Regions from separate parts of the Mus musculus genome. Here region 1 is linked to region 2. A link is a loop called in an ENCODE intact Hi-C map of the cell type or tissue named here. Cell type or tissue: left cerebral cortex. All regions are shown on one strand. Region 1 has its middle 18 kb from the start of Olfr828. Region 2 has its middle 140 kb from the start of Chordc1.

Region 1 (5,000 bases), 680 kb after region 2:
TAATATATTTTTTTATTTTTTTTAACAATTTTTATTAGATATTTTTTCATTTACATTTCAAATGCTATCCTGAAAGTCCCCTATACCCTCCCCCAGTCATGCCCCCCTACCTACCTACTCCCACTTCTTGGCCCTGGCGTTTCCCTGTACCGGTGTATATAAAGTTTGCAAGACCAAGGGGCCTCTCTTCCCAATGATGGCCGACTAGGCCATCTTCTGCTACATATACAGCTAGAGACACGAGCTCTGGGGTATATTGTTATACCACCCTTCAGCTCCTTGGGTACTTTCTCTAGCTCCTCCATTGGGGACCCTATGTTCCATCTAATAGATGACTGTGAGCATCCACTTCTGTATTTGCCAGGCACTGGCATAGCCTCACAAGAGAAAGCTATATCAGGGTCCTTTCAGCAAAATCTTGTTGGTATATGCAATAGTGTCTGCATTTGGTGTCTGATTATGGGATGGATCCCCAGGTGGGGTAGTCTCTGGATGGTCCATCCTATCGTGTGAGCTCCAAACTTTGTTTCTGTAACTCCTTCCATTTTATTTCCTATTCTAAAGAGGAATGTAGTATCCATGCATTGGTCTTCCTTCTTCTTGATTTTCTTGTGTTTTGCAAATTGTATCTTGGGTATTCTAAGTTTCTGGGCTAATATCCACTTATCAGTGAGTGAATATCAAGTGAGTTCTTTTGTGATTGGGTTACCTCACTCTGTCTATCTGTCTGTCTGTCTATGAGGCCTATTCTCAGGACACTACCCTACCTCAGTCTTCTGTGTACTGGATCACACAGGTGTGCACCGAGATACTCTGTTTTGTTGTCTTCCTTTTTCTCTTTGTTCCATCTGAACTGTGCTGTTGGGGAAAAAGTTCAGCCTTTTGAAGGTTGGAGAAGGAAATGGATTGAATTACTTAATTGTTGTCCGTAGTATTCCAATCTGTTAAAGATAGGTGTGCTTGCCTGGGTGTAGTGGGCCCAATTGCTAGAAAAATGAAATCAAAGAAAACCCTAGAAGAAGGAAAGATTGGTAGGATTAACATATCAAAAATGGCCATCCTACCAAATCAATCTACAAATTCACACATTCCTCATCATGATTCCAACAAAGTATTCTCAGACATGAAAAAAGCAGTTTTAAATTTCATGTGGAAAAACTAAATCCCTGGATAGTGAAAACAATTTTTACAATGGAAAAATAAACCATCTTCAATCAATGGTCCATCAAGTAGTGTGTGTGTAGAAAAATGAAAATCAATCCATATTTATCACCTTGCACAAAACTGAAGTCCAAGTGGATCAAGGACCTCTAAAAACAAACAAACAAACAAACAAACAAACACAGAACAGATACACTGAATGAAATAGAAGAGAAAGTGGGAAAGATCCATGAACTCATTGACACAGTGGGAAATTTCCTAAACAGAACTCCCATGGCTTAGGATCTTAAGATCAACAATTGATAAAGGAGATCTCATGAAATGTAAAAGGTTTTCTAAGGCAAAAGACACTCAATAGGACAAATTGGCAACTTACAGATTGGGAAAAAAAATCGTTACCAACCCCACATCTGATAGAAAGCTAATATCCAAAATATATAAAGAACTTAACAAACTACCCCCCCCCCAAAACAAAACAAAACAAAACAAAACAAAAATTTAAAAAACTAAATCCTAAGTATCTCAATTAAAAAATGAAGTACAGATCAAAACAGAGAATGGTCATGTTAGAAATCTTGAATGAACAAGAAACAGCTAAAGAAATGTTCAACATCCTTAGTTATCAAGGAAATGCAAATCAAAGCAAACCTGACATTCCATCTTTTTTTTCCCCATTTTTTATTAGGTATTTAGCTCATTTACATTTCCAATGCTATACCAAAAGTCCCCCATACCCACCCACCCCCACTCCCCTACCCACCCACTTCCCTTTTTGGCCCTGGCGTTCCCCTGTACTGGGGCATATAAAGTTTGCGTGTCCAATGGGCCTCTCTTTCCAGTGATGGCCGACCAGGCCATCTTTTGATACATATGCAGTTAGAGTCAAGAGCTCTGGGGTACTGGTTAGTTCATAATGGTGTTCCACCTATAGGGTTGCAGATCCCTTTAGCTCCTTGGGTACTTTCTCTAGCTCCTCCATTGGGAGCCCTGTGATCCATCCATTAGCTGACTGTGAGCATCCACTTCTGTGTTTGCTAGGCCCCGGCATAGACTCACAAGAGACAGCTACATCTGGGTCCTTTCGATAAAATCTTGCTCGTGTATGCAATGGCTGACATTCCATCTTATACCAATCAGAATGACTAAGATCAAAAACTCAGGCGACAGTAGATGCTGGTGAGGATCTGGAGAAAGAGGAACATTCCCCTATTGCTAATGGGAATCAATGTGGTGGTTACTCAAAAACATTGAAAATATTTCTACCTGAAGACCCTGCTATACTTCTCCTTGGAATATACCGAAATAGGTGCTCTAACAAATAACAAAGACACGGGCTCCACTATGTTCATTGTCCTGAGCTATTGTTCCCGCCCGCAGGAATGCACAAGGGGCACAAGATCCTTCTGTAGCTAATCTTTATTACATGTTGATGAGAAAGACAAAGAAGGCTCAGAAACGTGTTGCTTAAATACCCCCTGGTGTGACGTGTCTATACCCGACTGGCAGCTTCACCCATGATCTCCTATGCCCCGGGGATGGGCTAGTGACTTGGCGGGCTTTTGCTCCTTGCACATGCGCACATAGCTTGTTCTTTGTTTAGGTGGCATAAGGCACTGCAGAGCCAGTGCCATCTTATGATGGTAAATGTTATTGCAGCTCTCCACAGTTCATAGCATTTATAATATCCAGAAGTGAGAAAGAACCCAGATTGAGGGTTGTTGTTCCATCCCTCAATGGAAGAATAGCTATAGAAAATGTGGCATGTTTACAAAATGGAGTTCTACTCAAAACAAAGACCTCATGAAATTTGCAGGCAAAATATGACCTTGAGTGGGGTAACCTAGACCCAAAAGGACATATACGGCTTGTACACAGTGATAAGTAGATATTATCCCAAAAGCTCAGAATATCCATGATATAAGTCACAAACCACATGAAGCTTAACAAGAAGGAAGGGAGAAGTTTGGATGATTCAGTTCCACTTAGAAGGGGGAACAACATAATAATGGGAGGTAAAGGGAGGGAGGGTCCTGAGTGGGAGAGAGGAATGAAGGGAAAAGGGAACAGGTAGGAGTAGGAGCCAGGGAATGGCAGTCGGTACCACTAAAATATCTCAGATGCCAGGGATGTGAGAGGCTCCCAGGAATTAGTTGAATTACCCAACAGAGGGAAGATAGTACTTGAACAGACCACCTCCAGTAGTTAGGCATAGCCCCCAGTTGAGGGACAGGGCTATTCACCCATCTCAAAATTTTTAATGCAGATTTTTTTTTCCTGTTTAAAGGAAACAGAGGGACAAAAATTGAGCAGAGACTGAAGGGAAGACCATCCAGAGACCAACCCACCTTGGAATCCATCCCATTATCAGATACCAAACCCTAGACACTATTGCTGATGCCAAGAAATGCTTGCAGACAGGAGCCTTGTATGGCTATCCTTTGAGAGAATTTGCCAGTACCTGACTAACACAGATGCAGACACTCACAGCCAACCATTGGACTGAGTCTGGGGACTTTAACCAAAGAGTTAAGAAGGACTGAAGGAGCTGAAGAGATTGCAACCCCTTAGGAAGAACAACAATATGAACTAACTGGACCCCTCAGAGCTCCCAAGGGACCAAAACACCAACAAAAGAGAAACAGGGTTGTGTCTATGGCTCCTGCTACGTATATAGCAGTGGACTGCCTTATCTGGCATCAATGGGAGGGAAGGATTTACCTCCTGGGGAAGCTTGTTGCCCCAGTGAAGGGGATGCTAGAGGGCTGAGGTGGAAGTGGATGGGTAGGTGGAGAAATACCTTCTTAGAGGCAAAGGGGAGGAGGGAGGTAGTGGGGCTTTGTGGAGGGGAGTCAGGGAAGGGGGACAACATTTGACATGTAAATATATAAAATAATCAATTAATAATAAACGTATATAAATATACTTACTATAACAGATGAAAAGTTGCTAGATTTACTTACACCATAGTGAATGATACTTCAAAGATTGTCATCTACATAGTAAAGATTCACAACTTCTAGTAGTTGAATAATCCAGGAAGTGGAATGTCTCAGCATTTCTAATCTAGTGTTCAAAGATCTACTTGGAGATTTTCAAATTGTCAGTTTCTATGTGAAAGAAGAAAAAAACCTGGATTCTGAAATACTCAAGGATGACAGCAGTGATGAACAAACTTATTCAGAAAGAATATTCATAAAGAACACAATGAAATTGGAATTTAAATCAAGTCACACACATATTGTTGCATAGAATCAAATTTTTAGCCATTTGATGACAATGTCTTCTGAACGAAGAAGAAACTATAGACTATGCCTGTCAGGAGTATTTCACAGAAGAACAAAATAATTGAGCCGCCAGAAATTTTATATTTAATTAAATGGTATCTTAAAACTTGTATGTTGGGCTGGTGAGATGGCTCAGTGGGTAAGAGCACCCGACTGCTCTTCCAAAGGTCAGGAGTTCAAATCCCAGCAACCACATGGTGGCTCACAACCATCTGTAACAAGATCTGACGCCCTCTTCTGGAGTGTCTGAAGACAGCTACAGTGTACTTACATATAATAAATAAATAAATCTTAAAAAAAAAACTTGTATGTTATAAAAGTAAGTATGTGTAGTTAAAAAAGTACCAAAAGCCATTTAAATTGTTTCTCCTATTGAGGAAATATTTTGATATTTCTATCCAATAACTAGTGTTCAGGCCTGAAAACATTTTTACACAATCAAGAATAAATAAACCTAACATTTATTTTTGTATTTATATATATGTATAAAACAATAAAAACAACAAAAACCATGGCCTTTATATACCCAAAGATGAGGCCCACAAGTGGAAAAGG
Region 2 (5,000 bases):
CAGATCCTACTACAAAAGGCTATACTCAACAAAACTGAAAAGTGTGGATGAAATGGATAATTTTCTAGACAGATACCAGGTACCAAAATTAAATCAGGATCAGATTAACAATCTAAACAGTCCAAATCCCCTAAAGAAATAGAAGCAGTCATTAAAAGTCTCCCAACCAAAAAAAAAAAAAAAAAAAAAAAAAAGCCCAGGACTAGATGGGTTTAGTGCAGAGTTCTGTCAGACCTTCAAAGAAGATCTAATTCCAATTCTCCTCAAACTATTCCACAAAATAGAAACAGAAGATACTCTATTCAATTCATTCTATGAATCCACAAATACACTGATACCTAAACCACATAAAGACCCAACAAAGAAAGAGAACTTCAGACCAATTTCCCTTATGAATATCGATGCAAAATACTCAATACAGTTCTCACAATCCTAATCCAAGAACACATCAAAATGATCATACAGCATGATCAAGTAGGCTTCATCCCAGGGATGCAGGGATGGTTTAATATATGGAAATCAATCAACATAATCCACTATAGAAAGAAGCTCAAAATATAAACCACATGATCATCTCGTTAGATGCTGAGAAAGCTTTTGACAAAATCCAACACCCATTCATGATAATAGTCTTGGAAGGATCAGGAATTTAATGCCCATATCTAAACATAATAAAAGCAATATACAGCTAACCAGTAGCCAACACCAACCTAAACGGTGAGAAACTGGAAGCAATCCCACTAAAATCAGGGACTAGACAAGGCTACCCACTTTCTCCCTTCCTATTCAACATAGTACTTGAAGTCCTAGACAGAGCAATTAGACAACACTTGGAGATCAAGGGACTACAAATTAGAAAGGAAGAAGTCAAAATATCACTATTTGTAGATGATATGATAATATATATAAGTTATCCTAAAAATTCTACTAGAGAACTCCTAAATCTGATAAACAGCTTCAGTGCAGTACCTGGATATAAAATTAGCCCAAACAAATCAGTAGCCTTTTTCTACACAAAGGATAAAAAGACTGAGAAAGAAATAACACCTTTCACCATTGTCACAAGTAATATAAAATATCTTGGTGTGAAGCTAACTAAGGAAGGGAAAGATCTGTATGATAAGAATTTCAAGTCTCTGAAAAAAGAAATGAAAGATCTCAGAAAATGGAAAGATCTCCCATGGTCATGGATTGGAAGGATTAATATAGTAAAAATGACTGTCTTGCCAAAAGGAATCTACAGATTCAATGCAATCCCCTTCAAAATTCCAACTCAATTCTTCACAGAGTTTGAAAGGTAATTTGCACATTCATCTGGAATAATAATAATAATAATAATAATAATAACTAGGGTAGCAAGAACTAGTCTCAACAAGAAAAGAACCTCTAGTGGAATCACCATCCCTGACCTCAGGGTGTACTATAGAGCAATTGTGATAAAAACTGAGTGGTACTTGTATAGCAACAGACAGGTACATCAATGGAATGAAATTGAAGACTCAAAAATGAACCCATACAACTATTGTCACTTGATCTTTGACAAAGGAGCTAAGAACATCCAGTGGAAAGAAGAAAGCATTTTCAACAAATGGTGCTGCCTGAACTGGCGGTTACCATGTAGAAGTATACAAATTGAACCATTCTTATCTCCTTGTACAAAGCTCAAGTCTAAGTGGATCAAGGACCTCCACATAAAATCAGAGACATTGAAAATTATAGAGGAGGAAGTAGAGAAGAGCCACAAATATATGGGCACGGGGGGAGGGGGGGAATCCTGAAAAAATAGCAATGGCTTGTGCTGTAAGATCAAGAATCGACAAATATGACCTCATAAAATTGCAAAGTTTCTGTAAGGCAAAGGACAATGTCAATAAGACAAAACAGCAACCACCAGATTGGGAAAAGATCTTTACCAATCCTAAATCTGGTACAGGGATAATATCCAGATAAAGAACTCAAGAAGTGGGACACCAGAAAACCAACCAACCATATAAAAAATGGGGTAAAGAGAAAAAATCTCTATTGAGGAATACCAAACGGCTGAGTAGCACCTAAAACTTGCTCAACATCCTTAATCATCTGAGAAATGCAAATCAAAATAGCCATGAGATTCAACTTCACACCAGTCAAAATGGCTAAGATCAAAAGCTCAGGTGACAGCAGATGCTGGCAAGGATGTGGAGAAAGAGGAACACTCCTCCATTGCTGGTGGGATTGCAAGCTGGTACAACCACTCTGGAAATCAATTTGGTGGTTCCTCAGAAAACTGGACATAATACTACCGGAAAGCAATACCTCTCCTGGGCTTATACCCAGAAGATGCTCTCAACTTGTAATAAATATGGACACATGGTCCACTATCTTCATAGTAGCCTTATTTATAATAGCCAGAAGCTGGAAAGAACCCAGATGTCCATCAACAGAGGAATGGATACAGAAAATGTGGTACATTTACACAACAGAGTACTACTCAGCTATTAAAAACAATGAATTCATGAAATTCTTAGAAAAATGGATGGATCTAGAGGATAATATCCTTAGTGAGGTAACCCAGTCACAAAAGAATACACATGATATGCACTCATTGATAAGTGGATATTAGCCCAGAAACTCAGAATACCTAAGGTACAATTTGCAAAACACTTGAAACTCAAGAAGAAGGAAGACCAAAGTGTGGATTCTTTGATCCTTCTCAGAAGGGTGAATGAAATACCCATGGAAAGTGTTTCAGAGACAAAATTCAGAGTAGAGATTGAAGGAAGGACCATCCAAGGAGCTAAAGTGGTCTGTAGCCCTATAGGAGGACCAACAATATGAATTAACCAGAACCCCCACAGCTCCCTGGGACTAAACCACCAATAAAAGAAAACACATGGTGGGATTCCTGTCTCTAGGTGCCTATGTAGATGCCTAGTTGGCCATCAATGGGAAGAGAGAACCTTGCCAGGGCCAGGAAGTAGGAGTAAGTGGGTTGGGGATATGGGAGAGAGGGAGGGGATAGGGGATTTTCAGAAGGGAAACTAAGAATGGAGATAGCATTTGAAAGGTAAATAAAGAAAATATCTAATAAAAAAATTCAAAAGAAAAAAAGAATTTTATATCAGGCGTTGTTTTTGTAGGAAAAGAAATTTTGCTTGTAGAATTTCATTTTATATCTCAGGCATGTCACCCTTTCTCCAATGAATTCATAATTTCACAGTGTATTGAAAAAGATACAAACAATGCAAATTTGTATTCAATTTCTACCACAACAAACAACTACTAAGAAGCTCTGAAAAATAACTCTATTATATAATAGTGCATATGGATCCAAATCCAGGACCTTAAATGTCTAAAGTCAAGGTGTCAGCTTGGGTGCTTTGGGTTCTTACTAGAATCCTGTTATTGAATTTCTACTGAATCATCAGTTGTTGGTCAAAGTTTCATTGCACATGCTTCTAGGAATAAGGTCAACATTTCATTATCAGAACCTGTGGCTAGAAAAATACCCAGCTAATTAAATCAAGATAATTCTCAAGGAATTTACCTATAGAAACCCTTTGATCATATATCAGAGTGTACTCACATATTAGAACATGAACAATATTTACAGAGCCATTACTTGGCCTACAACAAGTATTCATCCTGTTTAAATTATTCCACAGATAAGAATGTATGACTATCTTTTCCTTAGGAAGAGCATCACTGTACTAGAACTGTTTAGCGCCATGCTTAGAAGAAATAGTCCAGGAGCCTGGACTCAGATGTACATATCCCTAATCCCAAATCTGTACAAAAAATAGAAGCCAACGCTCTTCTGGAAAATTCCAATCCAGAAATAATTCTCTCTCCACTCAAGTTCACCCAAGGTCTCTCAGGGAAGTATGGCTGAGAGGCTAAAATTCACGCTAACTCTGCCTTTGCCCTCAACAGATTTTTTTATTAGATCCTTGCGTTGTATCATCTCTGAGTATTTTCTTAGTGTACAGAAGTACCAGGAAATCCTGGGTAAAGATCTCAGTCTGCTTTTCCTAACTTTGAAATTCCCACATCCTCTGCCAAAACCATCAATATCATCCTAACACACATATACAAACAGGCCCTGACACACAGACAACATGGACACCTGTATTCCAAAGAACCCTGGACTTTACAAGTATCATTAACTCCTGACCTTTAATGTCAAGACTGCAGAACTCTAAGTATATTGATTTATCTCATTTAAACATCCTTCCACAGTATGAGTCAAAGAAGTTATATACCTCACTTCTTGAATATTCTAAAATTCTTTTTTTGATTCTTTTTTAAATTGGACATTTTCTTCATATTTCAGATGTTTTCCCCTTTCCAGGTCCTCCCTTCAGAAACCCCCTATCCCATGCCCACTCCCCATGCCTCTATGAGGGTGCTCCTCTACCCACCACTCCCATCTTCTCTCCCTAGCATTCCCCTACACTGAAGCATCAAACACCCTCAGGCCCAAAGTTCTCTCCTCCCATGGATGTCCAACAAGTCTATCTTCAGCCACATATGGAGCTGGAGCCATAGATCCCTCCATGTGTATTCTTCAGTTGGTGGTCCAGTCCCCAGGAGCTCTGGGGGGTCTGGCCAGTTGACACTGTTGCTCCCTCCATGGGGCTGCAAAATTCCTCAGCTCCATCAGTCTCTTTGCCAACTCCTCCAGGAAGATCCCATGCTCAGTCCAATGGTTGGCTGTGAGCATCGGAGCATCAGTCTCTGTATTTGTCAGGCTTTAGCAGAGCCTCTCAGGAGACAGCAGACAGCTTCTATCAGCAAGCACTTCCCGGCATTCACAATAGCATCTGGGTTTGTTGGCTGTATATGGAATGGATCCTCAGGTGGGGCAGTCTCTGGATGGCCTTTCCTTCATTCTCTGTTCCACAATTGATTCCATATTTCATCCGGTGAGTATTTTGTTCACCATTCTAAGAAGCACTGAAGCTTCCACATTTTGGCTTTCTCTCTTCTTGGACTTCCGATGGTCTATAAATTGAATCTTG

The links. A loop is a pair of places that touch in the nucleus more often than their neighbours do. Peaks named below come from ENCODE experiments on the same cell type or tissue, not always from the same donor. Only the 100,000 strongest peaks of a DNase experiment are listed, where the experiment ranks them.
Region 1: it touches region 2 in a loop (15-fold over the local background); 3 of 42 quality-filtered maps call a loop at or near these places.

The regions. Positions count from the first base shown.
Region 1 is chr9:18,831,942-18,836,941 of GRCm38, forward strand. No RefSeq gene overlaps it. Among named protein-coding and RNA genes, the nearest start is that of Olfr828, 18 kb to the left of the region's middle. In left cerebral cortex, no CTCF peak of the experiment used is centred here; a DNase peak (open chromatin) is centred at 2,721.
Region 2 is chr9:18,149,981-18,154,980 of GRCm38, forward strand. No RefSeq gene overlaps it. Among named protein-coding and RNA genes, the nearest start is that of Chordc1, 140 kb to the right of the region's middle. In left cerebral cortex, no CTCF peak of the experiment used is centred here; no DNase peak of the experiment used is centred here.